Linked DNA regions of Mus musculus: region 1 is linked to region 2. The links are chromatin loops, found by intact Hi-C in ENCODE. Cell type or tissue: left cerebral cortex. All regions are shown on one strand. Each heading gives the region's core, and the rest is flanking DNA. Links, peaks and the distances in the headings are about the cores only.

Region 1 (15,355 bases), core at 5,417-10,416, 120 kb after region 2:
TTACTGCATGCTATTGCCTTACGTGTGCCCTGGTGCAGATGCTAGGTCCTGGGAAGGGGTCCCCTTTGAGCAAGCTGTATTCTAGCTACACTGTTTTCTGGTAACACCAAAACTCCACTGCATCTCCCTTAAATTCCCTCCTGGAAGCAAGTGTGTTCCCTTCTGGGAGCATACGCAAATACTTTGCAGAACTTCATTGACATTTCCTGTATGTACATAAAAGATGGAGGAACCCAACCTTATGCAGATCAGAGTGAAAATTCCACCACAGTGTCTTTCATGTCACTTAGACAGTCACTTAGCAGAGCTTGCCATTGCTTACACATCACCGATGTCCTGACTGCATGCTGGGGCTGGCCCTCTCTTAAACTCTTGTTGGGAATTTCTTAGAGAACTGTTTATAGTGTTTCTTAGTCTTTAAATTCGCCCCTTGGACAGGTATTTATGCATAAAGAGAAATCCCTACTTCTGAGGATGTCGGAGAACCTTCCTCTTTATATTGCTGAAGGTGTCCACTGGGGTCCATGTTTTCTTACTTTTAAATAACTTACTTCTAATGTTACTATTGTGGGTAGACATGTGACTGTATGCTACATGGGTCACAGAGAAGAACATGGCTTCTCTGTGCCTTTCTAGTTTTCTAGTCTTAAGTACTTGCTTCCTCATCTGAACTAATTTTGGGGGGAGGTTGGGGGCAGGCATCTTATCTTTTATTTATAGTTGACCCATTCTAGGCCTTTTTACCAGCAAAACATTTGAGGCAAACTTTTGCTTGTTTTTGTAATCTGCCTAAATTGTGTCTTCTGGCACGAACCCTTCCTGTTTCCCGAGAACAGTCCTCCTTCACTCCCCCAGTCTCTCCAGGTTCATGCTGACTGGGACTGCTCAGTAAGCAGTTGCTGATGAGCTAGAGCCATTGCTGACTCCTGGATTCCCTTTGTTGGCATTGTGTGCTTTGGAGGCTTGCTCCAGAACAGAATAGCTATGATTGCTTTTCAAGGCAGAAATCCCATCTCCTTTGAATGGTCTAATGTCTCTTAATTCTTTTCTTATTAATGCCTTTATGATTACAAGCAGCTTGCCAGCGATTTGAGGAATTTGGAGGGCAATTGAAGGTGTCACATGCCACCATATGGTACAGTAAGACACACTTCAAGCAGTTCCCACACTCTTTTTGTTTTTGAATTAAGCTTCAGAATTGTGACTACTTGTAAATCCTTTTGGTAATTAGATCCCAGGTGGTGAAAAATCTTTCTGCAAAAATACTGTAAATAATTACACAGACCATCTGGCTAGATGGTTTTCTCTCTCATTCAGTAAAAAAAAAAAAAGGAGAGAAAGCAAGAAAAAAGAAAATGAAGGCACTGTTTTGTTTAGTTGTAGGTTTGATTTCTTGTGACAATCAGCTATAAGACTAAAGGAGTGGATTCCCAAGCATTTGGTTTTTAAAGCTAACAAGGAAACCAGCGTCACTTGAGAGGAAAGAAATTACAGGCAACAGCACAGCCAGTGGAATCGGAACTTGAATTGCTTTGCTTACTATTAAAGTCCTATATTATTAAGTCCTTAACTGTATGCCCTAAACTCTGCTCCAGACTCTGGGAGATTTATTGCTTGTGATAACAAATATGAAAATTATGTTATACCATAGTGTAAAGGACATGGTTTCTGTAAAAACCTGCCCATACTTGGTTGTTAGGAAGTCTCAATGTTTTGTTTAACTTTATGCTTGGTCTTGGGGGAAAGATGAAGAAAGGTGTATACTGTTTGTCTTCCTCCTACTCAAAGTGGATCCAAAAGATACCGTGACTTATATTAAAACTTCTTAAGCTCGCTGGAGAGAACGTGTCAGTTAGAAGCAGAGGAGTAATAAAGAGTGAGACCTGAGTACACTGGGGAGGGAGAATGAAAATTTGGAGTACATAGTCTAGTGGGGAAAATGCACATGCAAGTTAAGAGAGTTCTTCCATGTCACCGTTTCTGTATTGGTAATTTGTCTTTGAAATCAGAAACATGATCAATTCCTTCCTACAGTTCCTAAAACTGAGATTTAGTAGAGGGCACAGCAAGCTTAGTGAGTCTCAGCTGCTGGTGGTTTGTTTGTTTATTTGGTTTTTTTTTCCCCCCCTGTGCTCGTGGTCCCTTAGCTGCAAGGTTCTTGGTAATGTCTATAATGACATTGCCAATTCTCTGACACAGGGATCTGCCCATGGTACAAACTGTCTTCCCAATGTCTTAACTTACAGGGTGGATTACGTGGACTCTTTGGGCCGATCCCGGCGCTGCATGAGAAAGGATTTACCAAGTCTATTGGAGATGGATAAAAATCTTCAGGGGAGACTGTAAGTCTAACATGTGGCCTTTGTGTGGAACACAGCCACAGGGATTGTCTTCTGGGAGAGGTTGCTGCATGACTGTATGTTGCTAAAGACCATTAATAGTAAGAATACACTGAAGCCTCTACAGTTAGCATATCCAGACACTTCATAATCTTCTGTGCTCAGGGAACAACCTGAATGCATAATACTTGACTTTTTTTTTTTTTCCTCTGAAACCCATTTTTTTTGACATATACAACAAAATAGATTTATTTTTCATTTACAAAACTAAATGGAATAGTAGTATTTTATTCATATTTTGTGGCAACTAGAGTTGCTTGAGACTATTTTTAAGTAGCAAGAAATTGTGACAACAGTTGTTATCTCGAAAAATCAAATGATATAAAAATTTTTAAGTGAAATAAAAATAAAATAAAATAATCTACCTTCTACAAAAATGATGGAAAGGACAAGGATTATAAACTATCAATCTGTCTCTGTTCTTTTTTTTTTTTTAATTAGGTATTTTCCTCGTTTACATTTCCAATGCTATCCCAAAAGTCCCTCCTACCCACCCCCCAGCCCCCTACCCACCCCCCCAACCCCCTACCCACCCACTCCCCCTTTTTGGTCCTGGCATTCCCCTGTACTGGGGCATATAAAGTTTGCAAGTCCAAAGGGCCTCTCTTTCCAGTGATGGCCGACTAGGCCATCTTTTGATACATATGCAGCTAGAGACAAGAGCTCCGGGGTACTGGTTAGTTCATATTGTTGTTCTACCTATAGGGTTGCAGTTCCCTTTAGCTCCTTGGGTACTTTCTCTAGCTCCTCCACTGGGGGCCCCGTGATCCATCCAATAGCTGACTGTGAGCATCCACTTCTGTGTTTGCTAGGCCCCGGCATAGTCTCACAAGAGACAGCTATATCTGGGTCCTTACAGCAAAATCTTGCTAGTGTATGCAATGGTGTCAGCGTTTGGAAGCTGATTATGGGATGGATCCCTGAAACCCATTTTTTGGGGGTTGGGAGGATTGGGGAGAATTAGTCACATTATTCCCTGAGCTTCTGACTCAGCTTCCCAGGCAGGCACCCTGTTCTGGTCACGTGCAATGTAACTGCTGAAAGGGTTATATAAGTTTGCTGTTGCCTTGGAAGAGTGTCTGAAGGTTGCAAATACAGAATGAGCCCAAACCTAGCCACAAATCAGCCTTTGTGGACAGAGGGTTGGAGAAGGTTCACTTGCTTTTATTCACTTCTTAGTCATAGGCCTTTGTATTTTGAAACAAAGGCCTATGACAATATTTCTAATGAGACCAAAGAAATAAACGTTTGAAAGTATCTTGATGGTTAGAATTCCCTGTAGTCAGCCTCATATGAAAAGTATTAGAGAAGCTCCACCTTCGTGAGCCCTTCAAGGTTAAGGCGTCCTGTGCGTAGGCCTGGAGTAAGCACAAATCATGGCATCTGCTGGGACACTGGAGGCACTGTAAGAGCGCAACCATGTCTTCAGACAAGAGGCCATTCAGAGAAGTTGAGTGGTCATCGTTCCTGGCTAGGCCACCTCCCATATGTCAGCAGGACAAGGGAAGAAAGGAAAAGTCACTTTTCTTGAACACTGAGGCAAGATCCATCATGTGTAAGCTCATGTGTAAGTCTGGGAATTGATTTAAAAATGATAAAATAAGGTCAGCAAGATGGCTCATTGTGTTAAAGGACTTGCTGCTAAGCTTAATGAGCTGAGTTTAGTCCTGGGAACCCACATAGTAGATGGAGAAAATAAATAGATTCCTAAAAGTTGAAAGCAGTCTCCTGACTTCTCCATTCATGCTGTGGATATGTGCATGTGTGTATACATTGCATACATGCTCATGTGTATATATACACACAGTATATAAATGAATGTTAAAAAATATTAAAACAGTTGATTGACTTCTTAGTCAGAAACCTCTGTAAGTGTTGCTGTCTCATGGCTTTCCTATTCCTCTACTAGTTTTGTTAGTCCTGCCAATGAAAAAACTTTGTTATCTGAAGACATGAGGAAAGAACTTCAGCGTCAGCAATGGGAGGAAGAAGAAAGGGAAGCCTTGAAAAAGCCAATGGGGCCCATCCATTATGAAGACATCCGGGAAAATGGTACTGTTGGGGTTGCTTGTTTGTCTGCAGCTTTTAAAATCTTTTTTAAAAAATGCTAGACAGTGGCAGGCTGAAAGCCATGTGCTGACAGAGCAGGACTCTGATGTGGTCAGACAGAGGGCGAAAGCATCATTTTTGTCCACAGCCTAAGAGACTTGGGGACCTCTTCCTAACAGAAGGTTTGTTAGCCCAAGAATTTGTTCCCAGAGAGGAGAGAAGGCTGCCAGGCTGAGGAGCCTGTGTGTGTCTGTCACTTAGTAAATAGTAAAGCAGTTTAACTTTTGTGGTTTTAATGTATATTTGTGCAAATATCAATGCGTGTCTTTTTTGGTTTGTCTGGGAACTTGTTGTACATGTGATTTGCTAATTATAGAAATCTAATCTTTTAATACTTTCGGTTGTTTCAGAGGCCCGACAACTTGGTGTTGGGTATTTTGCCTTTGCCCGAGACAAAGAGTTAAGAAACAAGCAAATGAAAACTTTAGAGATGCTTCGTGAACAGGTACAAGTTAAAGTTTAAGTTATTGTTATGGGTTTGAATAATTTTTTTAATTGATAGGCCATGCTTTTAAAAATGTAGTAAATCCAGAGACACATAGCTAAGCCTTGGGTGGAGAGAGAGTCCAAATTGGAGCTTGGGGACCCCCCCACAGAAAAGGGATCAAGGACACCAGAAGAACACAGCCCTCAGAATCAGCCTAAGCAGGGCTCATTGAGGCTCACAGAGACTGAAGTGGCAATTACTGAGCCTTCTTGGGGCTGTGCTTTGTCCTCTGCTTACATGTATACATACATACATACATACATACATACATACACACACACACACACACACATACATACATACATACATACATACATACATACATACATACATACAATGGTTGTTAGCTTGGTGGGATTGGTGTATTACTCATTCTTTAGCCTGCTTTTGGGACCCTATTCCTCTCCCTGGGTTGCCTTCATCCAGCCCTAAGGATTTGTGCCTAGTCTTACTATAACTTATTATGCCATGTTTGGTTCATATCCCTGGGAGGCCTGTCCTTTTCTGAAGGGGAATGGAGGAGGAGTGAATCTATAGGAGAGGGGAGGTGGGGGACAGGGCTGGAAGGAGCAGAAGGAGGGGACATTGCAGTTGGGATGTATTGTCTGAGAGAAGAATAAAACATGTAGTAAATAAAATGAAAATTGATATTCAGAATGTCATTATTGGTCTTAAAGGTAGTTACCAAATTATTGTGGATTTCCAAACTCTAAAATTATAAATGTTTTGGAAGTAGTCTGTGCTTTGCTACATTTTGTTTTTATTAGTAGTATATGTGTGTATATTGTGTATGTGTGGGCATGTGTGTCATGGCATGTGTAGTGGTCAGAGGACAACTTTATGGAGTTGATCTCTCCTTCCATCTCTGTATTGATGCCAGGCTTACATCACTGCCGCAAGCATCTTTACCCACTGAACCACTACTAGACCTGCAGTTTTATTATTACCATTAGTACTAGGTTTGTGCAAGTTCTGCCTTCATCTCTGTATGTGTACCATATGCATGTGTAGTTCCTGCAGAGACCAGAGAGGACACGGGATTCCTTGGAACTGGAATTATGAATGGTTTTAAGCCACTATGTGGATGCTAGCAAACTGAATCTGGGTCCTCAGCAAGAGCAGCAAGTGTTCTTAATCTTTCCAGCCTCCAGCCTTGCTGTTTTAAATCTAGTTTCAAACATGGTAATTTTGATGACCTAGGTTAGGAACTGGGAGGTTGTTCTAAGGGACCTAGGAGTAAAAGAGAACTGAACAGCTTGCTTCTATGTGGAGGCTTCTACTGTGCTCTGTGAGTTCTCTTTTAGCTTCCTAAGCATCAGAGGCTGTGACGGTCTGCTTTATAGGGCACCATTTTCAGAGTCTTTGGGAGAGCTGCTTAGAGGTGATATGAAAATGAATTAGCACTTTTTTCTCCCTGTTTTTGGTTTTTCAAGACAGGATTTCTTTGTATTTCCCTGGCTGTCCTGAAACTCGCTCTGTAGACCAGGCTGACCCCAAACTCACAGAGATCCACCTGACTCAGCCTCCCCAGTGCTGGGATTAAAGGCGTGCGCCACCATTGCCTGTCTTAATTAGCACTTTTTTTAAAAAAGTGAATTATTTCATCTTTTTAAACAAATGTTATGCATTTGATTTCAGGTGAATAATTTTCTAACTTTTTGTTCTATCCAGACAACAGATCAGAGAATAAAACGAGAAAACATAAAGGAAAAGAGAAAAGCTATGTTAGAAGCAAGACTGGCAAAGCTTCGACAAAAGAAGATGAAAAAATCAAAAGAGGATGGAACTGAAGAAGAAGGCAGAGGTACAGCACGGCTCAGATTTCTGACTTCAAAGGGAGGGTTATGTCTACAGTGTCTCACTCATAGGGCTGCAATCAGCGACTTAGCTTTACTCTTAGATATTTCTGTCTGTTTATTATTGTATGTGATGTGTGAGTGAGTGTAGGTGTGCATGTGCCATAGCACAGGTGTGGAAGTTAGAGGACAGTTTTCAGTAGTGTGCTTTTTGCTTTCTCTGTGATCTCCCTGGTTCAGATTCAGGCCATCAGGTTTGCTCAGCAGGCACTCTTACCCACTGAGCCATCTCATGGTCCAGGAGCAATTTTTATAGCTGGAATGTTTCAGAATGACACTCTCATGTTTTTAGACAATAGACAAGGATATTAACAAATAATACATTGAGTTGCCTTTTATAAGGACAGTTGAGTAAACTATTTAAAAGAAAAGTTTAGCTCTGTATAGATATGACATAAATTTTTAATTTTTTTAAAGATTTATTTATTTATAATATGTAAGTACACTGTAGCTGTCTTCAGACACCCCAGAAGAGGGAGTCAGATCTCATTACAGATGGTTGTGAGCCACCATGTGGTTGCTGGTATTTGAACTCAAGACCTCTGGAAGAGCAGTCAGCGCTCTTAACTGCTGAGCCGTCTCTCCAGCCCAAATTTTAAAATTTAACAATATATACATAAAAACATAGAAACTACATATTTGGGGGAGTGCCATGTGATGTTTTGGTAACTGTGTGTATTAGGTGATCTAAATCAAGGTGGATGTCTGCCTCACGCATTTATCATTTCTATGGTAAAAAACATTTAAAATCATTTTTTTCTAGTCTTTTCAACTTCAGCTTTTTGTTGTTGTTGTTGTTGGGTTTGTTTTTTTGTTTTGGTTTTTGGGTTTTGTTTTTTTTTGTTTTTGTTTTTGTTTTGTTTTGTTTTGTTTTGTTTTTTTTTCAAGACAGGGTTTCTCTGTGTAGCCCTGGATGTCCTGGAACTCACTCTGTAGACCAGGCTGGCCTCAAACTCAGAAATCTGCCTGCCTCTGCCTCCCGAGTGCTGGGATTAATGGCATGCGCCACCACCGCCCAGCAGCTTCAGCTTTTTTAATGTTTAAAATTCTATCTAAGTGTGTGTGTGTGTGTGTGTGTGTGTGTGTGTGTGTTTTGCCTGTGTGCATGTCTTTGTTCTATGTTGGTGTCCCATGCCTGCAGTGCATGTCTTTGTTCTGTGTTGGTGCCCCATGCCTGCAGAGGCTAGAAGAAGACATCAGATCCCTAGGAACTCAAGTCACAGAACGTTGCTAACCACTATGAGGGTGCTGGAAATCAATCCTTGGGTCCTCTGGAAGTGCAACCAATGCTCTTAATTGCTGAGACATCTCTCTAGGTCTGACTTCAGTTTTTTTGCTTATAGTTATTTTTTTGTTGTAATGTACTTTTCTTTGTAAAATGTTCTTACCAACTTGGATATTAAGGTAAAGCAGCTGGAGACAGAAATTCAAACTGAAGAACTGAGCTCTAGAAACAAGATGGAACACACTTTCCCTGGGAGACAGCTGTGAGATGCTGTGATCAGACAGGCTTAGTCTGCGTTATGGAGTAGAAGCCAAATTGCTAACTTTAGCCCTTCCCTAAGTGGCTCCAGTATACTAGCCTGCCTGTCTGTTTTAACATTGAAAAGTGCAAGAGTATCTAGGTCATCCGGTCCCAGGTTTCCTCTCATCTTGCTGTTTCTGCTGCTCTCTAGTGTCGCTTTCCTCTATGTTGCTCCAAGTTTGCTCTCTGGCACCTGTTCCTGATCCAGCCCAGGACCAGGTCAGGGAAGCAGGGAGAGAGGAAGAGGATCCAGCTTTCCTTTTCAGGATGTGAGTGGGAAGTTGTGGCCCAGTGTTTGCATCGCACTGGCCAGAGCTCAGGCCCACAGGCTGTATTAGCAGTAGAGGAAGCTGAAAAGTGGCTTCTCCTGGGAGATGAGATTGAAACTTGGGGACATTCTAACAATAAGAGCTCCAGTTTAGGACTGGCTAGAATCTTCTCGTCCTTTTCTAGCCTCTGAGCAAGGCCTCATGTAACACTGACAAGACACCAGAAAAGCTTAGGAATTGAAAATTCCGTGTTTAGTTTCAGATAAAGGCTGTTTCTTGTTGAGTTCTGCATGGTGTCTGGTTTTGTTCTGCCTCTTGAACATTTGTCCTAGAAGATGTGAAGTGAAATTTTCCCACATTTCTTGAAAATCAATTTTCATTAAGATTTTAAAACTAGGGCCAAAATGAAACAGGTGATTTCACTTCTCCAGCATGCTGCTTGCTTGTTACTCTTGCTATTTTAGTTGGATAATTTGAGGATTTAGGGTTTTTCAGTTGCTCCTTGGGAACACAGAGATTGACATCTGTTCAACTTCAACTTGAGTGTTGAGTTTTCTTGATACTTTATACATGTTTACCATTGATCAGCTAAATTTTTTCTTGTTGATAAAATAACAATAAAATTGTTAGAATTGTTTAGGGACTTAGGCGATCTGTTGTATAGAAATTGCTGAAGCATTGTCAAGATAGCTCAAGAGTACAAACCTGGCTTTCTGAATCTGACCCTAGAAACCCACATATAGGGTAATCAACTGCACTGCGCTGTTCTCTGAGCTCTACGTGTGCTCTGGCATTCACACCCACTCACTGACATAGAGAAAGAACTGTTACCAAACTGCTTCTCTGCTGTCTGAGGCTCGCTTGCTGTTCCCGTTAGCACTAGTGATTAGTTTTACTTCAAAATTAGGATGTTATGTTTTTAAACCATGGTGACAAGGTCTTGTTTCCTTACAGAAGCAGATGGAGTTGTTCCTGAGCCCTCAGAGCCAAAGCCTGTACCTGCCCCAGCTCCTGTGGCCCAGAACAGCAAGGTGGAGGTCATCATTCAGGAGAGGAGGGACACCAAGCCTGGGGTGCCACACATCCGAGAGTGGGACCGAGGGAAAGGTAGGTGGGCTTTTAGCTGTCAGCTTCTTGAGGGGCCCTTGTGAAGGGGGTTTTGGTTTTAAGTAAAAGTGTGATTCTGGTGAGATTTCATTTTTATTTTTTTATGGTGCAGAGATGGACTCTAGGGCCTTATACACACTAGGCAAGAGCTCTACTGCTGGGCTCCACCTTCAGCCCCACAGTCACTCTCAGTGCTCCTGAGGCTTAAGTCTCCAGGTCTCTGAACCTGTTTCTTCTCCATATTGAACAGTAGTTATTTATAAACAGGAGAATGGCAAAATGTGATCAAAAGACCAGCATCTACAAAGGTATTTTGTCCACAGAATAATTTTCTAAAAAGTGCATGGGAAGTTTAGATCCATACTTTTAGGTGTGGTTTTTCAGCTTAGAATGTTACTCTCCAGGAACTGCTTTTAAGGTATGAGAGAGGCCGGTGTCTGAGGAATTCTGTCTTTAGCAATCCTCTATATTCGGTTGAAAGTTTACCTGAGCTTCCATTGTACATGCACATTTCTAAGTTTTCACCAAAGTGCCCACCACAGTCTTTGCGGCAGCAGACTGTGTTATGCCTCGTTCAAAACTACTTCAGTGGAATGTTAGCTCCTGCTGTTGGAGTTGATGAGAAATGTATAGAGCCTCTGCTCATATTGGATGAGCCCCTTCTGTGTCTTCCAGAACACAACAAATGAGAGACTGCTTTGATGTGAAACACCTAATCATGCCAACGTCAGCATATACTTGACTGTTTCATTTCTCTGTAGTTGTAGTGCCCTTTTGGCAGTGTGGTCCAGAGCCTGTCAGCCTCTCCGTAGAGCCATTATCTAATCTTTCCTTGTCGTAGGCTACTCCATTTCTTAGCTGGGTTTTGTGTTGCTATCCTTGTTCTTAGATAATCTGTCGTGGCTTTTAAAATGCATATAAGAACTGAAAAGTATTCAATAAATTTGACTGATTCATAATTGTTTTTAATAATACCCTTTCTATTTTCATAGACTTTTCCTTTGGATTCTGGTCGAAGAAGCAGTCAGAACTCCGAGCTGAGCGAGATCCTGAGTTTGCCCCACCTTCAAATTACTTTGTGGGTCAAAAGAGAACTGCTCCTATGAGTAGCCAGCCACAGAGCAGACCAGGATCAGCACCAAGTGACTTGGGACATTCCTCTGGCCAGAGCCAGGAACCCAGCTCTTCACACACATCCACTCCTGCCTCTGAAAGCTCACCACAAGCGCCCACAGTCACTTTCCAAACACTAGATGATATGATATCTTATTATAAACAAGTCACATGACCTGTAAAGCATGCTGGTTGTATTTGTCTCATAGAAGTCAGTCAGGACTGAGTTTTACTTCTTTCTTCCTGTACTTTCCCAGGGAGCACAGGCTTGAGGCCACATTAGTTGACAGGGAGGAGTGAGAGCTCATTGACTCTTAGGTTGTTCATTTTCTTACCGCTTGGTATAGGGGGACTATCTTCTCTCCATGCTGACCCAGCTGTGACTCATTTGGGGTTCCAGGTGTGTAAATTATAAATGCTAATCTGAGAAATACTGAGGAACTTGTTTCTTTTTTAGATTATTTTATGTATGTGAACATCTTACCTTCTTGTATATATGTGTACCACGTGTGCCTGGTGCCAAGGAGGTCAGAAGGTGGTGTAGGATACCCTGGGCCTGGAGTTATGTATAATTGTAAGCTACTATGTGGGTGCTGGGAACGGAACTTTGGTCCTCCACAAGAAGAGTAGCCAGTGCTCTTAACTATGGATTCATCTCTCCATACCCCTCTGAGGGGCTTTTAACCCTTCTTTACAAACACACCCTCTCATGACTTCGCTTTTAGGGCTCCATTCTTTTCTTTTCAGAAGTGTGTTAGCATGCAGGTGTCTACTCCACAGGTTCAGCTTCCCTGACAGGTGATGGAGCAACATGAGGAGGATTTGTCCAACAGGCAAATGAGGGCCTATTATAGAGGGCTGCGTGGGAAAAGGAAGCTGCTGGGACACTAGGTAGTCACATCTGAAGCTCTAAGGTTGGGGAAGAGCACCTACAGTTCAGAGGTAGAAGTTGGTAGTTGATCTGTTCCCTGTTACTCAGTTGCCTATGTCTGTCCTCTGCAGATATCTGGAGTTGGGCTGAACTATTTGGGCATTTGCAAAGGCTGCTGAGCTGTTTAGAAACCAGTGTTCCTTAGTTTTGCCAGTTAGAGCTTTGACTTGTCCTCCTGCCTCTGTGCCTTCTGATGCTCTCCATTACTTTAGTCTTCTTGACTCTCTGAGTAGGTCAGACTTGGACCCCATGGTGCTGAGCAGGTAGGTCCCTGCCTATATTCTTATTTAGCAGGGACGTTTGGTGCACAGGAATCTAAAGGACGTCACTCAGTAGGGGTGTTCGGAGCATTCACCTATGCAGCTGCAGACAGGCAGTCAGGAGTTGACCACCAACCCTCTGAGAACAGTGTAGCAAAGGAAGACCCACCTCTTTGGGGTTTCCTTGATGCTTTGTCTCTGCTCACATGAGTGGAAATGCCCTGTTCTTCCTCGAAGTCATGTGGCATTGTATTGGAACAAGACTTATGTCTAATTTCCAGGCTTAAGCTTTTCCTAGTATCTTCTGCTGCCAGTCTTTTGCCCCAGTATTAACAAAGTTTGGACAAATCCCAAAATTACCTCTGAACTCCACAACAAAAGCAGAAGCTAGACATAATGCAGTCCTGTTAGTCTCATCAGGCAAATACCTCCTTTAAATACATCAAAACTCAGCTACCCTTAATTTTTTTTCCAGAAATGACACATGTATCCTAAAATTCATATGGAAATGCTAGGGACCCAGAATAGCCAGAAAAAAGTTGGAGGACTAAAGATAAGGGCCAAAACTATAAATTCAGCTAAAATAAGGAAATAGTTTAGAGGAGAAAGAAGGAAATAGAATTATTAGACATGTCACAACTGTAAGCAAAAGCAGAAAAGAGACAGACATGGGAGCAGAGGTGGGTTCAAGGCCAGCCTGGACTACATAGCAAGCTGCAGGCAGAATAAAAGGAAAATAGTTTGATCGCTGGAGATAAAGTGCTTTTATGAGGCAGAGTATCAAGAAGAGAATGTGGTGGGATGAGAGAAGGCAGGAGTGACAGCCAGGCAGCAATGGGCCTTGAATGGAGCCAGCAGGCATGGGAGGACCTGGCCACCACAGCCCTTTGGGAGCAGCAGCAGTCAAGCGCAGTTACTCTTCACCTCAACTAGTACCTGTAGGTCATTTTCCTCTGGGGTTTTGAAGACTAAGTTTCTTTCTAGTCTCCTCTTTATGACACCAGTTAAAAGGTCTATATACAGTCCCTCAGATTTATCTTGAAGTCAGCTTCAGAAACTTACTTTTCATGGACCAGCTTTGTGCCAGGATGTCCAGCAGATGGCAGCAGAGTCCTCAGAGTTCAGAGCCATGCACCAAGACTATTGGCTTCCTAGGGATGCAATCAATGTGTCGCTTTCATTTTGTTTTTTTCCTTTTTGGGGGAAGACAGTTTCGTGTAGCTCAAACTTCGTATGTAGCAGAGATTGAACATTTTTTAGTTTATTCTTTGACAATTTTCGTACATGTATGTGCACAGTGTATTGTTTCCCCTCACTTTCTGCCCTCCTCAGATCTCCTTCCACCCTGTCAACTTCCTCTCTTCCACACAAGTCCTTTTTTTCCATCTTTTCATTTTGTTGTGTTGTGATCCACTGATTTTATCTGAGACTATCTGTGATCTGTCTATTGGGACCTAGACAATGACTGCCTTACCATCAGAATCCATCCCAACCAATTGTTCAGCAAGGAGAGATAGGGCCCCTTGATCCCCTTCCCATTCAGTGATTGCTCCGTGATAGTCACTTTTGTAGGCCCTGTGCAGGCAGTTGTAGCTACTGTCAAGACTGGGTGTGCTGTGTCTGTGCAATGGCTATGCTCTGCCCTGAAGATTGCATTTCTCAGTCCTCTGCCTTCCAGCTTGGCACTCTGTTCCCTTTTCTGGTGTTCCTAATTGTTGAGGGATATGCACTCAGCAGTCACTTGTTCTCAGCACCTGAGCACAATGTGGATGGATGGAGAGCCACAGGAGGCTGAGTGTCAGTATTGAATTTCTGATCCTCTTGTGTGTACCTCTGTCCCTAGAGTGTTAGGATTACAGGTGTGGGCCACCTCACCTGGTTTATGTCTTGCTGGGTATTTAACCCAGGGCTATATTTGCATATTAGGTAAGCATTCTACCAACTGAACTACATTTCCAGGCCATTTTTAACTTTGTTAGAACCATATCTTAAAAATGAAATTATGGTGGCACATGCCTTTAATCCCAGCACTTGGGAAGCAGAGGCAGACAAATTTATGAGTTCAAGGCCAGCCTGGTCTACAGAGTGAGTTCCAGGACAGCCAGGGCTACACACAGAAATCCTGTCTTGAAAAAAAAAAAAGAAATTAATTTTTTTATTGAACTTAATATATTCAGAACATCTTAGTATACATTCAGGATACAGAAAACATCAAGAGGTACTTTGTTTCTTTTTTAAAAAGCTTAGATAGATAGATAGATAGATACATACATACATACATACGTACATACGTACATACATACATACATAGATAGTCAGGGGTTCTGTATATGTATAATCCCTGGCTGTATTGAAACTTGCTATGTAAACCAGGCTGGCAACAAACTCAGAGATCAGACTGCTTTGCCTCCCAAATGCTGGGAATAATGGTGTGTACCATCACACCTGCTTTTGGTTTTGTATTATGTGTGAAAGCCTGCATGTATATGTGTACCACGTGTGTATTTGATGCCCTCAGAGGGCAGAAGAGGGTGCCATCTCCTGGAGCTGGAGTTACAAGTAGAGCTGCTCTGTGGGTGTTACGGACAGAGTCCTCTGCAAGAGGACCAAACACTAACAACTGCTAAGCCACACTTCCCTATTGTTTTCATACTAAATTCCAGAGTGCACTGTAGCCCGCAGTGTAGCCGAGCTTGCATACTCATTTTCCACCAGATACACTTTTATCTGTATTTAGGTGTCATAAAGCAGTTGAAAAGTACTAAACTCATATCCAGGTTGTCCCAAACATATAAATTTTCTGATAGTTGAATTGAGTGAAGTTTTAAATTTAAGAATTTTTGGTGGTGTGTGTTTTGAGGTGTCAGGTTTGCCTTGCACATGTTTGTCATGTGCTGTCATTGAGCTACAGCTCCAGTTTCAGCTTTTAAGCTCAAAATTTTGTTACTGTGTGTATCTCTGTATGGGGTCAGAGGACAACTTGGTAGGGTTGGTTTTCCTGTTCCACCTTTACATGGGTTAGCTCCAGGTTCAAGTTTAGGTTGCTAGGTCTCTCAAGCACTTTGCTCAGCTGCCTGCCCCCTTTCCCACCAAGTGTTAAATTTACATCAGGGAAATTGAAGTTGAATCCTTTTGTTGTGCTAACTTGTGTGCAGGACTGCTCCAAATAACCATTTGCTGGCTTTGCGGTCCCTGTACTTTGTCTTCCCATTAATGACCAAAGACTGGCAAGCCAGTTTCTCCCAGGTGCACATCCAAGACTTATGACCGTGTCTGAATTGGAAGTGGTTAAGCCTACA
Region 2 (15,355 bases), core at 5,691-10,690:
CCAGTGGAAAAAAGACAGCATTTTCAACAAATAGTGCTGGCACAACTGGCAGTTATCATGTAGAAGAATGCGAATTGATCCATTTCTATCTCCTTGTACTAAGGTCAAATCTAAGTGGATTAAGGAACTCCACATAAAACCAGAGAGACTGAAACTTATAGAGGAGAAAGTAGGGAAAAGCCTCGAAGATATGGGTACAGGAGAAAAGTTCCTGAATAGAACAGCAATGGCTTGTGCAGTAAGATCGAGAATCGATAAATGGGACCTCATAAAGTTGCAAAGCTTCTGCAAGGCAAAAGACACCGTCAACAAGACAAAAAGACCACCAACGGATTGGGAAAGGATCTTTACCTATCCTAAATCAGATAGGGGACTAATATCCAATATATATAAAGAACTCAAGAAGGTGGGCTCCAAAAAATCAAATAACCCCGTTAAAAAATGGGGCTCAGAACTGAACAAAGAATTCTCACCTGAGGAATACCGAATGGCAGAGAAGCACCTGAAAAAAATGTTCAACATCCTTAATCATCAGGGAAATGCAAATCAAAACAACCCTGAGATTCCACCTCACACCAGTCAGAATGGCTAAGATCAAAAATTCAGGTGACAGCAGATGCTGTCGAGGATGTGGAGAAAGAGGAACACTCCTCCATTGTTGGTGGGATTGCAAGCTCGTACAACCACTCTGGAAATCAATCTGGCGGTTCCTCAGGAAATTGGACATAGTACTACTGGAGGATCCCGCAATACTTCTCCTGGGCATATATCCAGAAGAGGTCCCAACCGGTAAGAAGGACACATGCTCCACTATGTTCATAGCAGCCTTATTTATAATAGCCAGAAGCTGGAAAGAACCCAGATGCCCCTCAACAGAGGAATGGATACAGAAAATGTGGTACATTTACACAATGGAGTACTACTCAGCTATTAAAAAGAATGAATTTATGAAATTCCTAGGCAAATGGATGGACCTGGAGGGCATCATCCTGAGTGAGGTAACCCAATCACAAAGGAACTCACACAATATGTACTCACTGATAAGTGGATAGCCCAGAAACTTAGGATACCCAAGATATAAGATACAATTTTCTAAACACATGAAACTCAAGAAGAACGAAGACCAAAGTGTGGACACTTTGCCCCTTCTTAGAATTGGGAACAAAACACCCATGGAAGGAGTTACAGAGACAAAGTTTGGAGCTGTGACGAAAGGATGGACCATCTAGAGACGGCCATATCCGGGGATCCATCCCATAATCAGCTTCCAAACGCTGACACCATTGCACACACTAGCAAGATTTTGCTGAAAGGACCTAGATAGAGCTCTCTCTTGTGAGACTATGGCGGGGCCTAGCAAACACAGAAGTGGATGCTCACAGTCAGCTATTGGATGGATCACAGGGTCCCCAATGGAGGAGCTAGAAAAAGTACCCAAGGAGCTAAAGGGATCTGCAACCCTATAGGTGGAACAACATTATGAACTAACCAGTACCCCGGAGCTCTTGACTCTAGCTGCATATATATCAAAAGATGGCCTAGTCAGTCATCACTGGAAAGAGAGGCCCATTGGACTTGCAAACTTTATATGCCCCAGTATAGGGGAACGCCAGGGCCAAAAAGTGGGAGTGGGTGGGTAGGGAAGTGGGGGGGAGGGTATGGGGGACTTTTGGGATAGCATTGGAAATGTAAATGAGGAAAATACCTAATAAAAATATTTTTAAAAAACGAAAAAAAAAAAAAAGAAAATATCTAATTAAAAAAAAAGATAGAAAGAAAGCAGCATCTTAGGGAGCAGAGCTAGATCAGGGTCCTCTGAGCGACCACCTTCTTGAGAGGTGAAGGAAATGAGGGTGCATATGGAGTGGGAAAGAATTAGATGGGGCAACAATACAAATGATACTCATTTCTGCTAGCTCCACTTGCAGCTTTGTGATTCTCCTGAACACTCATCCACAGATTAGAATGACATAGCTATTTAAGGTTCTGTAGAAAATGCCAAATTGCATGCACGACACATGGAACCAGGCCAAATAAAAGCCAATAACATGAAAAGAAAAAGAAAATAAAAGATGTAGAAATTAAAACATAATTTCTAGGAAGCAAATTAAATATTAGAATAAATACAGCCAAGGAGAGGCTTGGTGCAGTGGAAGACAGATTAAAGAAAGCAACTAGTTAGAACCCCTGTACTGCCACAAGCTAGAGTCATGTGGGAAGATGGCGCTTTGGTTGAGAAAATGTCCCCATCTGACTGGGCAGTGGACAAGCCTATGGACATTTTCTTAAAGGTGATTGTTGTGAGAGGTCCCAGCTCACCATGGAAGGTGCCATTCTTGGGTAGATGGTCCTGGACTGTGTAACAAAGCCAACTAGGCAAGCTATAAGGAACACGCCGAGCTTCTCCATGGCCCCAACATCAGCTCCTGCCTCCAGGTTCCTGCCCTGACTCCCCTGGACAATGTACTATATAATGTAGAAGAGTCAGATGAAAGAAACCCCCACCCTCAAGCTGCTTTTGGTCATGGTGTTTATCACAGCAGTAGAAACCCTGACTAGCACAACCCCAGCATTCATTTGTGCAGATTTCAAGGGTTTCTATCAACACAACAGTAGAAAACATTAAAATACTAGATACTAAGTAGACAAGAGTCCCACAAACAAAACTGGTAGGGTGCAGTCAAATCAGCACCTACAGGTCAACTCATAGCTTTGAAAATGTATTGTATGAAGAAAGAAGATTAGAGATTAAACAGCAAAGAAACCAGGACAGGCATCTTTATACACACACACACACACACACACACACACACACACACACACACGCACGCACGCACGCACGCACGCACGCACGCGCGCGCACACACACACACACACACACACACACACACACACACACAGAGAGAGAGAGAGAGAGAGAGAGAGAGAGAGAGAAGTCTAAGAAAATGAATGTCAAAATGAGCAAGACAAAACAATTGAAAGAGATGGAAAAATTAAAACAGGTTTTTTGTTTGTTTGTTTGTTAGCCTGGTAATTGGCAAAGCTGATGAAAGGGGGTATGGCACCAATCCACAATGGTAGAAAAATGGGGTGGGGGTAGGGGTGGGAGTGGAGGGGTAGTGCAAATGAAGCAGAGCTTCCCATTGCTCCCCAAACTGAACTCAGAATGGACTTGTCTATCCCCCTGCATCACATGTGAGTGATGGTGTCCTCACCCACAGCTGGCCTATGGCCCCTCTACACCCACATCACATGAGCACAGTCACAGAAACAGCAGGATGGCCTCAGGCCACCTCCATGCACACACTCAGACTTCCTGAAGATACTCTGCTTGTGTTTGCATGTCCTTCACGCCCATCTGTGTGTAAAGACCGTTTTACACCCAGGGTGCCTTGGTGAGAGCACATATTCTGGAATCATTGTTAACCTGACAGGGTTCAGAGCCAGCCGGAGAAAAACTTGTGGACCTGTGCATTAAAGTGGGTTACGTGAGGTGGGAAGACACACTCTGAATGTGGTTGGCACCGACCCATGGGCTGGAGATCTGGACTGAATCAAAGCAAAAAACAGAGGTACACACAGCCTTCGGGTCTCTGCTCCCTCACTGCAGGTGCAGCGACCAGCAAGCCCAAGCTCCCATTACTGTGACTTCCTGGCTATGATAATGCATATTTGTATGGGGATGTGTGCATGTATGGGGGTGCACAGGCATGTATGTCTGTCTGAGTGCATGTGGAGCCCAAGGTTGCTATCCAGACTTACTCCCGACTGCTCTTTCATCTCATTTATTGAAACAGGGTATCTCCCTCAATCAATCAACCCCGGAGCTCATCCATAATGGCTAGGCCAGAATTTGCAGGCAGATGCCATGCTCGCCCTGGTTTTTTAGGACCCAAGTAAGTGCTTTAACCATTGTGTCATCTCCAGCCCCAACCCTTCCTTTACTAAGTAACTTTTGTCAGGTAATTTGTCACAGCAACAAGACATAGGTACTACCTATCCAGGTGACACAAGAGCATGACCCCATTGATGCTGGCCTTCCCCAGCCCTCCAGTGTGTCTAGACATGATCCCCCCACAGCCCTCTTGGCCGGGTGACAGTACCTCCAGCTCCCTTAGCAGTTCAGACTGACCACAGGACTCCAGGTCTTCAAGAGCCTCTCCAAGCACTCTCCAGAAACCCTCCTCTCGGGCGGGGCCGGGGGCTGGGCTGCAACAGGAACCACAGCGTCAACTCCTGGCAGGTGGGAGGGTGGGTGGGCTGGGCCTGAGGAGTCTTCGTTGCCCAGGGCCCAGTGCTGGGCTCCGGGGGCCATAGGACAGGCAGGCAGGCAGGCGGGTGTCCTCGGTGGCAGTGCTGGGGCCCCAGGGCAGTGGTTGGTGACACAGAATGGGGTGGGGGAGACGCAGTTAGGGGCGACCAAGACTGTTGGTGGCCAATTAGAACAGGGGCAGATGAGACGGGGTGGAGAGCGGTGACACAGGACGCCTGGGAAGAAAGACAGACGGATAGATAGAAGACAGACACAGACAGAAAGATCCATGGGATAGCCCCAGAAGACAGTCCCTGACCCCACCCAGACACATGGCACCACGGGACAGTGACAGGATAGAGCCAGAACCAGTCAGGAAACAGATGGATGGAGAAGATGGGATATTTGTGCTGGGGAGGGGTGGGCAGTATCCATCTGGCTAGCCCACACCGTGTGGCCCATCAGCAGCCAACACCAAACTTACAGGATGCACTACAGTCTTTGTGCCGCTCTGCTAGCTCCCAGAACCCTTACTTAGCCTTTAGTCATACTGTGATTTACAAAGTCTTCACTTCTCAAAGGCCTAGCTATGCATTTAAGGAGAACAGCACAGGTGTTTCTTGTGGGGACCCACTCTGTGGAAGCTAGCTGCTATATGAGCCCAGCTACATACATGCAACATGCATAACCCTGGGCTGGTGGTTGTGAACTGGGAGTCATGCTTCATGTAACCTGATCTGAGGAGGGGTCTGGGTTCAAATTCTGAGTCTGGTGTTGTATTTCTGAAGACAGCTATTCATAAAGCCAGGATGAACAAGTCGGGTTGCTGCCCAGCTAGAACATGTCTGCTGCTATCCTTCCACAGTGCATTCTTTCCAGACACACTCAGCCCAGATCCGTCCCCCAGGCCAGGAACGCTCTTCTGTCCTCCTAACTCCCCCCTCCTGGTGTTGCTACCTTCTGGCTACCCCTCCCACCCCCATCAGCCCCACAAGTGTTCCCACCACAGACCTCATTGGTGGCTCCCAGTCCCCCTCTTCCTCTGGGAAGCTTTCGTCAGAGGGACCCGGTGTGTAGCTCGTCCTCCGGGGCTCAAGGGGTGGGGGGCTACTCTTCAGTCTGCTAGGACGCCACTCCTGGGGAGTCACACTCCGGACTGCCACCTGCGGAGTGTAGGAGCCTGGCGGATGGAGAGAGGGACGTGGACCTTCTCTGTCCTTGTCTTGCCCTCCCTCATTCCCAGCAACTGGATGCCAGTGGGCATATCTGTGCTTTTTCTGGGGACAAAGTGACCACTGAGTCCCAGGAGTCCCTGTAACCCTAGCAAGCCCCTAGGAACATCCATCAGTCAACAGTGAGGTTCCAGGACCACGGTCAGTTCCACAGGCAGGCCTGCTAAAGGGCCTCTTTTCTGACTGGACCCAGATCTACCTGAGGAGTCCCAGGATGAGTCCGAAGATACTGCCTGGAGCTTGGGAGAGAGAGAGCCAAAGCCCCTAACTGTGAACCAGTGTGGCGATCCACCAAGAACCCATGGAGGCTTCTAAGTTAACTCCCTGAGCCTCAACCACAAGCCAGAGGGCAGCATCAGTGGGCCTTAGCCACATGGGCAAGGCAGTCGTGGTCTGCCTTATCTTCATCTGGGTGCAACAAATATGTCTTAAGACCCACTGTGTGCAAGGCATGGGGATAAGGAGAGAGACAGCAGAAGTAAGAGCAGTTCTGTCCCCAGTTCATGAGAGGAAAGACAGGACTGGGGGGACAGGTGAAGGACAGGGTTAGTCAGGATGCCCTGAGGAACCCTCTCAGAAGGAAAAGGCTAACGGGGAGAGGAGGTCCCAGGAAGAGCAGGCAGTAGCATCATCTTCACAAAAGCTGTCCAAGGTCCCTGCTTTGTTACCTGTGCCCCCAAAGCCACCATCTGTGGCAGAGCTGCCCCAGGACTCCACAGCACTGTCCACGCTGGGTACAGCAGGTGAGAAGCGCGTTGCCAGCAAGCCTCCCTTGAGGGCCTCAGGGGGGTCCTCATCCACATCACTGGCCTCACTGAGGCTGCCTGACTGGCGGGGGAGGAGGGGACCTGGGAAGAGAAGGGGTATCACCTGTGACCTCAGAGACACAGAGTTCCTGTGAGCCCGACTTTCCCCCACGTCTGTGAGCTTCCAGGTGCTTGACAATCTGGCTGCTGCCATGCGCGTGGGACATACAAGTAAGTAAATCCCACAGGTGGGAAAACTGAGGCTTGTGAGGCTTATCAATAGGCCATATGGTGAAGAGCAAGGAAGCCCAGATTAAAACAAGGCCCCCAAGACTCAGGTAAACTGTAGCACATACAGGGCACAGGGACATGCAGGAACCCGAAGAGACAGGGACTGATGAGAAACATGGTTTGGACCCAGAATGTACCCGATACTGCACTGTGCCACCAAGGTACAACTCTCCTCTCTCTAAGCCTCCTCCTCAGCTGGTCCAGGGACCCCCACCCCATTGGTAGCACACAGCCTGACCCACGACTGCCCTTCCTCTGTAGGCCAGGAAGACCCCAGGAAGGGGCAAGGCTCACGGTCTAGCTGCTTCTTGATCTTCAGTGTGACCGTCTCCCCGGCCACCTGCAGAAGGTGGATGGCCTCACTCAGGGGCCGGCCCTTGAGGCTCACGCTGTTGATGGCCAGTATCCGGTCCCCGACATGGATGGCACCAGTCCTGAGGAGTGGCCAGAGAGCACAAATGAGACCCAGATGCTCAGGGCCGCAGAGGTTGTGGGTCTTGCCTTTCAATACCCTGCAGAGGCCCCAAGGCATGGGCCAGGCTGGCTCCAGCTGTGCAGTAGGAGAAAGCAAAGTCAGGCATAGTGGGTTCGCTCTGGTATTCCCAGTGTTCCAGAGACCGGGGGTTGGGGGGGGGGGACAGCAGATCATAAGGTCCTGTCTCAGAGAGGTGGGAGGAGAAGGAACCAGGGAGGGAGGAGAGAGAAAGAGAGGTGAGGGATCCATGCCAGTCTCAGAACTTTAATGTCTCCTCGGGATTCTGTGCTTTATACCTCTGCTGATTCAACTCAGGGCCACCTTCTTCCTCCTTGTTTGTTCTGAGACAGCACTTGCTATGTAACACAGGCTGGAGCTCTCTAAGATCGTCACTGTTGAGGCCTCTCAAAAAAACTGAAAAGAGATGCCTAAGATGGTGGCATACACCTTGAATCCCAGCACTTGGGTGGCAGAGGCAGGCAGATTTCTTTGAGTTTAAGCTCAGCCTGGTCTACCTAGCGGGTGTCAGGACAACCACTCTTAGTCATGTACTCGGAAAGAAAAGGGAAATTTGAAGGAAAATAGATGGAAGTAATCAAGTTGAACCAAATAAGCCAGACTCAGACAAATCACTTTCTCTCTTATGTGGAAGCTAGATTTAAAATTATATATAGGGAGGGGTTACAAAGATGATAAGATAAAGATCAGATTTAAGGGATCAGGGAAACAGAAAAATATAGGCTAATGGATGGATACTTGAGACCTGAACAGGAGTGGGGATATTTAAGGGAAGGAAAGGGAGTCAGAAAAAGGGGGGAGGGGCGATGGACAGGGGGTGGCCGTGGAGTCGGGAGAGAAGGAACCAAGTGTAACGGTGGCATATACATATGAAAACGTTATCACGAAAACCATTACTTTGCCTGTTAACTTTAGAACATGCATACTGATTACATGTTATAATGCATATATATCTAAGAGTCATTTATTCTCAGCTAGCTTTTTGAATGTGGCTGATAGAAAGCCGGTTTGGAGGGCGAGTATGACCGCACTGCAGTCGTTCTGGGCCATGCTGCCCTGCCAGGAAGGCTGTGAAGAACCTCCGACCACAGCAGCCCTCTGGAACCAGCATGGCCCACGAGGCCCCTGCATTCTCTCTAGAGTCCAGTAGAGGGTGCTCCAGGAGCAGCCCAGCCTGAGTCCGGACCCTGGCTAGGCAGATGTGCTGGGTGCTCTTCAGGCCACTGCCATGCCCTGCAGTGCAGAGGAACTCGCCCCTTCTGGTACCCCTGGTTCCTTGCACTGCTGATATAGAAGCTGGGACTCACCCACCTTGGTCCATCCAACCCAGGGGCAGGCAAGATGCCTTCCTCGCAGGGCTCCTTCCCTGGGACAGCCCCAGAGACACTCTGAGTAGGTGTCAGCCCAGCAGCCTCAGGGTCCCAGGATAAGCCTCAGTGTGGGTTTCAAGCAATGGAGCACTACCCCTGATATTCAGACACATAGGGTCCTCACTGTGGTAATTGTTAAGGGCAGCCGCCATGGGAGGCAGCTGAAGGTGAGCTATCCTGCCCTGGCTGGACCCTTTAGCTGTGGTCCCTTCCCCCCAAATCCATGCCCCCCATTCCCCGACTTTCTCTACCCTGGATGCTGGGCTGGACCAAAATTCATTCATGTTAAGGATGGGGAGTGGGTATTCAGAGAGAAAGTGATCATCTTTGAGTTGTTCAATGCTAGAGAAGAAGTAAAAAAATAATCTAGATTGTGTGGTCCCATGGCCCACCTTCTGCTCCCTGAGGGTCCCCAGGCCTTCCCTGTTGTCCCCACTGAGTTCTGATTTACCTTTCGGCTAGACCCCGCTTGGTGAGGCCAGAGATAATGATGGGGTCAAAAGGTTCCTCTGTACCAGAGATGGTGATGCCCAGTGGTCCGCCATAGCGCTTCAGTTCCACTGTGTAGCTGACTGCGCCAGAGCTCTCCTGCTCATCTGCAAGTGGACAGGCAGCCTGAGGGTGAGGGGGTGGGCTGCAGCACTCCCCAGCCTCAGCACTCTTCAAACACCAGTGACCTCATCGAACCCTCAAACACACCTGCTCAGGCCTTTCGGGGTACAACCTGGGGACCTGGAGGCCACCTCAGGCTCCCAGCCCGCTGCCCAGATGCCATGAAGGGAAGGAAAAACAAAACAAAAACACAAACAAACACAAACAAACAAAAAATTACAGGAATATGGAACCAAGATTTGAAAACAGATTTCACATGCCACCCACAGCAACTCAAGAATCACAGCAAAGAGAAGGGAGAGAGAAGGGAGGGAGGAGGGAAGAGGGAGGAGGCAGAGAGGAAGGAAGAGTGACAGCTAAAAGAGGAGAGAGAAGGAGAGGAGGAGGAGATGGAATGAAAGGAGGGGCTGGAGGGATGGCTCAGGAGTTAAGAGCACTGGCTGCTCTTCCAGAGGACCAGGGTTCAGCTCCCAGTATTCACATGTCTGCTTACAACCATCTGTAACTCCATTTCCAGGGGATCTGACTCCTTCTTCTGGTCTCCCTGGACACCTGGCATGCAGGCGATACACTGACATACATGCAGACAAACACGCATACACGTAAAAGCAAAATAAATTTTAAAAAAATCTTTTTTAAATCAGGAAAGAAAGAAGGACAGGAGACAAGGGGGAGGGAGGGGGAGGAATGAGAAGGCAGCTGGCCTCCAGTGGCTTCTCCTCCAGAGGGAGGGCCACAGACTCTCTCTTGACTATAGGGTTCACACTCCACTTTCTACTCTGCCTCTTACCACCCCCTTCTGACTATTTCTTCTCTCCTTCCCAGTTCACCCGTTCAGGCCTGCCTCTGTTGTGCCAGGGCCAGTCCTGCAGCCTGCAAGAGCAGGCGGGACCCACCAGCCGCTCAGATATCAGATATCCTGCTAACATCACACACTCTGGGGAGCCTTGTAGTGGCTCCAGAGGGCCCTGAAGCAGAGGGCTGGGGGGGGATGTGAGAAGCAGGGATTCCTGTACATGTCCTCCAGCCTCCCCCAGCAGCTGGCCACTGGGCACGGTCTCTGAAGCACATACCTGAGTTGTCCTCATCTTTCCGGATCTTCAGCTTCACCAGGTCCTCACATTGACGCAGGATCTGCACGGCATCCTCCATGGGACAGTGGTCCAGGCGGATATTGTCAATGGCCAGCAGCTTGTCGCCTGGCTCGAGGGTGCCAGTCCTGCATGAGTGGGGTGGGGATGGAGAAGCCGCATGCAGATGGACACTGCCCCACCCCTACGGCCACACCCCTGCCTGTGTGGCACCCCACCTGTGCGCCACGCTGCCTTTCTTGATGTCGGAGATGATCAGGGGTTCCCCTCGCTTTCTGCTGGCCGCTGTGGGGGCAGGGGAGACAGGCTGTGAAGATAATTTTCAAGGGCCCTGCTTAAGGTGGAGTCGGGAGAGGACACTACTGGCTCCTGGTCCTATTTCTTCCTCACTTGGGGGTGGGCAATATGAGCAAATCAGCTCACCTCTATGTGCATCAGTTTTCCTTCTATAAAATAGGTCTGCATCCCATTGTGGAGATGTAGTAAGATGAAGCAGGTAGAACAACAAGGGGACTTACAGCTAATGGTGATGCCCAGCTCCACACCGCGTCTTTTGGGTAACTTCACGTGGAAGGTTCCACTGCTTGGGATGACAGACTCTGTAAACCAACAGCCCTGGGTGACTCAAGGCTCCAGAAGAGCTCGGAGATCTGCATCTAGCACCCGCCGTGGCTTCTCTTGGGTTAGGAAGGAGGCAATCTCAGAGAGTAATGATCCAATCACCCCACCCCGCTGCTTCCAACTCACGGAGGAGGAAGGCTGAGGCCGAGAAGGCTGACAAATTGGCTCTAAACAGCTGAGTGCTGGGTGGAGGCCAGAGCTGGAGACTACTGGCCAGTGCGGGGGGGGGGGGGGGAAGGCTGTAGCAAAACGTGACCCATTTGGATCCAGGCATTTCTACAACTTGTCTCTAATTCATACCACACCTCTGGTCTCTACTATTTGACAGATGGGGAAGCCGAGGGCAGAGGGAGGCTGTTTCCTATCCAGACATTCTCATATGGGACTCCCAGGATCAGCACCCTGACTTCTTCTGCCTGGAGTCCCTGCTGCATGAAATCAATCCACTTTAAGTCCTCCTGCTTCCTGATTCCTGTGTGGTACTCCCTCATCCCTATGCAGGACTTAGGCTGGTGCAAAGTCCCAGGGAGCACCAAGCAGGGAGGGGCAGGGTCCCAGAGTGTGTGTAGCTGGGTGGCCCACTCACCTGCCACATCAAACTCGATCTCCAAAACAACTTTGCGGGCCAGCGCAGCATCCCGCAACAGCTGGTTGGCTTCCTCCATGGTCCCATCCTCAGTGGCAATGCCATTGATGGCTAGGACTCGGTCCCCCACCTGCAGCAGACCACACCTAACCCCCAGAGCCCGGTGGAGAGAAGAAGCCGGTGACTAGAACCTCAGGTGGGGGAGAAGTGGGGGCTTACTCTCAGCTCCTGGTCTCTGAACTCAGTCCTGTCCCCAGCTAAGACCTGGCTGGGTCTCAGTTTCTATCTAATCACTGGGGATGGTACCATTGTCCTCACAAGACACACAGAGTCCTCTGAGTACAGGCAGACAGGGTTTTCATACTGTGTAATTCTGGGGCTGATGATGGGGCCAATATGCTGATTAAGTAAGGTATATTTATGAAGCTGGGACCCATAGTTGTGGCTCAGTTTTCCCACTGGACTAGAGCTCCAAAGATTGTAGGCCCACGGAAGCAGTAGACTCACCTCTCAGCGGGGCTGTCAGGTTCAATAAATCGCACCAAGGGTGGGGAGGACAGGGTCTCGGTGGCAAAGATGCCTCCTTGCAGCTGAAGGCCGAAGCCACTGAGAGGATCTCCACAGAGCACAACTTCCGTGGTCTCCGTATGAACAATCTGCCCGCCGGGCCCTACCGTGCTGGAGGCCAGTGACACTGTGGGACAGGAGGGTTTCATACTCAGATGAACCCTGGTGAGGCTTTCCAGGGGTGCCCACTAAGAGTCCTCACGAGGTCTGGGAGCCAGAGAGGCAGGTGAGCAGGAGTCCCGGAACCACCTAGGATGGGCCTGAGTTCCTTTGTCTGTACAGGGCCATGATGGCATCTACCCTGCATAAGCCGTGGCTAAGAGAGACAGCATTAGGGACTGTTATTTTGTAAGACAAGAGATTCTAGGTGCCTGTGTTATTTATTATATTACAGACCCCCACCTCCATCCATAGGGCATGTATTTCCAGACCCCAGGAAATGCCTGAAACCACAGATAGTACCACACAAAGCCTACAGATACCCTAATCATACAGCCCTATGATGAAGTTTCATCTACAAACAACCCTGGGGAAGAGAGACATTAACTGTAGCTTGATGAGATGTAACTATTATACCGGTGTGTTCTCATAAAATCACCAGAATCAATATTGTAGCACCCTTTGTTTAGTTTTGAAACAGGCTCTCAGACTGGCCTTGATCTTTCTGTGCAGCTGAGCATGACCTTGAACTTCTGACCTTCCTTCCTCCCTATTACAGGGTTGTTGGATGCTGCATTACAGGCAGGTATCACTTTGCTCATTTATTTGGTGCTAAGGGTAAAACTCGGGATTTCATATACACTGGAGAAGCAATCTCCTGTCTGAGCTACATCTCCAGCCCCGTGACCATTGCTCCGGACATTGTTCAGTGAAGTCTAGATCACCTGGGCAGCAGATTCTAGCCAGTCTGACCAAGAGAGATGATGGAGAATGACTAACAGTTGAGCAGTGTGCACATGATGGATACACTGGGTAAGCACGCTGCTCACATCCCAGGATGGACCAAGTGGGGCAGATGTAAGCCTTTCCCACACTACTCAGGACACTGTTCAATTTAAAGCATATGGTCTATTTCCAGATTTGTCTATTTAATATTTTCACATTGCGGTTGAATGTGGGTAACTGGAGAGCAAAACTGGATTGGGCAGCGCTATATTCTGTGCTCTATAGTCTACATGTCTCTTTGCCTTGGTAATAGCTTTATTCTTTTTAGGATTTATTTTATTGTGTTTAATTATGCACATGTGTGTGTGTGTGTGTGTGTGTGTGTGTGTGTGTGTGTGTGTCTGTGAGTACAGGTATCTGCAGCTGAGGCCAGAAGAGGGTGTCAGCTCCCCCTGGAAATGCAGGTACAGGTGGTTGTGATCTGCCTGTCATGGGTGCTGGGAACTGAATTTGGATTCTTTGCAAGGGCAGCAAATGCTCTTAACCACTGAGGGTCCCGGGAACAGCTTTATTTGATAGGAAGTTCCCAAACAATATTGGTCACCTGCTTAGTGTATAAATTGATGGCTTAAAACACTGCCATCCTCTCCCATAGGAGCCTAGCTAGGAGACTGAGGCAGAAAGACTAAATTCTAGGCCAGACTGGGCCACATAACGAGACTTTGTCTCAAAACCAAAAAAAGAATAAAGGAATCGCTGTCTCCTCACCCATTGCCCCAGAACCTGCATTTTGCCCCAGGCAATCTGTCCTCAACCTATTTCTGTCCCTGTGGGTTTCCCTGGACACATCACAGAAATGATCTTATGTGGTCCTTAGTGACAGGCATCAGACACTGAACACACTGGCTTCAGAGGCTCCTTTCTGTAACAGCTGGGACTCCCCAGGGTGCACCATATCCAGGTGGCCACACTACCCAAGCCTCACCCCCAGCCCCATCCTCCGCCTCTCAGGTGTCCCACGGAGATGGCTTCCTGCTTACAAGAGCTCCTGTGTTCTTTCCTTCGCTGCCTTCTCCTCCCTGCTGTTGTCCTGGGGCTCATGGGTCCTCTGGGCAGGGTGCTGGCGTTGGCACAGGGAAAGGCGGGGTTCATAGTCGGTGAGGAGAAGGGAGTCGAGGACACAGCTGGGGAGACCAGAGCACAGCCCCATGAGCCCCAGCAGGGCCCTAGTCACTTGCATAGGGATTGGGGAGGAGAACCACATATCCATAGGGACACAGACAGGCATGCCTTCTCCCCTTCACCTAAGTCCTTGACTGTGTGACCTCACACAGGTCTCCACCCCCTGAGCCTCACTGACCAAGATTTCCACAGACCGCTAGGGATGAGCTAAGTGATGCAGGGCATCCCCTCTTGATCCTGTGTTGGTTTCCACCCCATGTACCGACACCACCCACCAGGAAGGGGTTTTAGGACGGCAGCATTGCTGCAGCAGCAGATACATTACATCGGCTCTGGTCCGGGCCTCCAGCTGCCCAGGTGGGTGCCCTGCAGTGGCTTGGCCTTGGGCTGTGGCAAGAAGGGGCAGAGGGGTCCCAGCGGTGCAGCTGCTCACTCCTCTGTATTCTCACTGTGGCAGTGGGAAGAGGAAAGTGGCCTGGGTGTCTGGGACTGTCCGGATGACTATAGTCCCCACAAGCCAATGGTGAGACCCAAGATCCTTGCACTGTCCAAGCCAGCAAGGCACAGAACATGGGCTCTGCTCATGGGCACTGCTACTCATCCTGTGCCAAGCCGTGACCAGGCCCCAGCTGCATTGCCAACCAGGAAAATCAGTCCCCTCAGGGAACTGGCTCTGGACTCAAGAGGTTTTTGGCTGAGTGCTACCCACAAAAGCCCCCTGTAAAAACTTCAGGGGCACAGCAGGCATATGGTGCCCACAAGGCCCCTAAAATTCTGTGGCAGCATGGAACCACATGGGGCCCTAGTGATTGGCTACCCCCATTCCTGGCTCTGGTCTCTATTGTTGGTTCTGTTAAATGGGCCCTGGAGAGTGGCTGCCTCCTTAAGTTGTAGGGAGGCTGAGAAAGAATCCCAAAGGCTTCCTGCAGAGCCAGGCCCTTAGCAGAGACTAAATGAACAAATCCCAACATCTGGCTCCCACAGTCCTTCCCACAGCCTCTGAAGCCTCAGTTTCCCTGCCAAGTGTGCCTGCTTAAGGCTTTGTCCTGGAACTCTGGTGCCCTGTTCCATCCATGCCAGGTTTGGGTCTTGAGATTTGCCAAGGTGCCTACCTGCCTCTGGGGGCTTCAGGGGCCGACGACTCTGGGGCGAAGGCAAGATCTCCAGTCGAACTTTCTCAGTAACACTGGCCAGGAGCTTAGTAGCCTCGACCAGTGAGCAGTGTTCTGTGCTGGTGCCATCGATGGCGAGGATGTGGTCTCCAGCATGCAGCGCACCACTCCTGGGGGACAGGGGGACAGAGAGGCTGGTCCAGAGGACAGAGACACAGGTTGCCTCTGCCCTGCATAGCCCTGCTTCACCTCACCTGTCCACCACGCTAGCTGGCTTGATACGGTCGATAGTGATAGCTGGCTTGTTCCGGTGGG

What was found. A loop is a pair of places that touch in the nucleus more often than their neighbours do. Peaks named below come from ENCODE experiments on the same cell type or tissue, not always from the same donor. Only the 100,000 strongest peaks of a DNase experiment are listed, where the experiment ranks them.
Region 1: it touches region 2 in a loop (4-fold over the local background); 6 of 42 quality-filtered maps call a loop at or near these places.

The regions. Positions count from the first base shown.
Region 1 is chr6:91,888,548-91,903,902 of GRCm38, forward strand. Ccdc174 (coiled-coil domain containing 174) reads left to right here. Exons shown (of 11, transcript NM_172730.2): 6 at 2,247-2,342; 7 at 4,309-4,451; 8 at 4,859-4,953; 9 at 6,667-6,799; 10 at 9,600-9,752; 11 at 10,745-11,301. The coding sequence ends at 11,040. It also overlaps a transcript of 4930590J08Rik not described here. Among named protein-coding and RNA genes, the nearest start is that of 4930590J08Rik, 8.0 kb to the right of the region's middle. In left cerebral cortex, for the core only: no CTCF peak of the experiment used is centred there; a DNase peak (open chromatin) is centred at 8,448.
Region 2 is chr6:91,768,530-91,783,884 of GRCm38, forward strand. Grip2 (glutamate receptor interacting protein 2) reads right to left here. Exons shown (of 24, transcript NM_001159507.1): 8 at 15,295-15,355; 9 at 15,041-15,210; 10 at 14,254-14,376; 11 at 13,787-13,930; 12 at 11,802-11,988; 13 at 11,295-11,440; 14 at 10,606-10,686; 15 at 10,306-10,372; 16 at 10,070-10,215; 17 at 8,836-8,980; 18 at 6,816-6,955; 19 at 6,153-6,332; 20 at 5,264-5,432; 21 at 4,104-4,209. Among named protein-coding and RNA genes, the nearest start is that of Grip2, 31 kb to the right of the region's middle. In left cerebral cortex, for the core only: a CTCF peak has its summit at 8,159 (motif pointing right); DNase peaks (open chromatin) are centred at 8,195 and 9,336.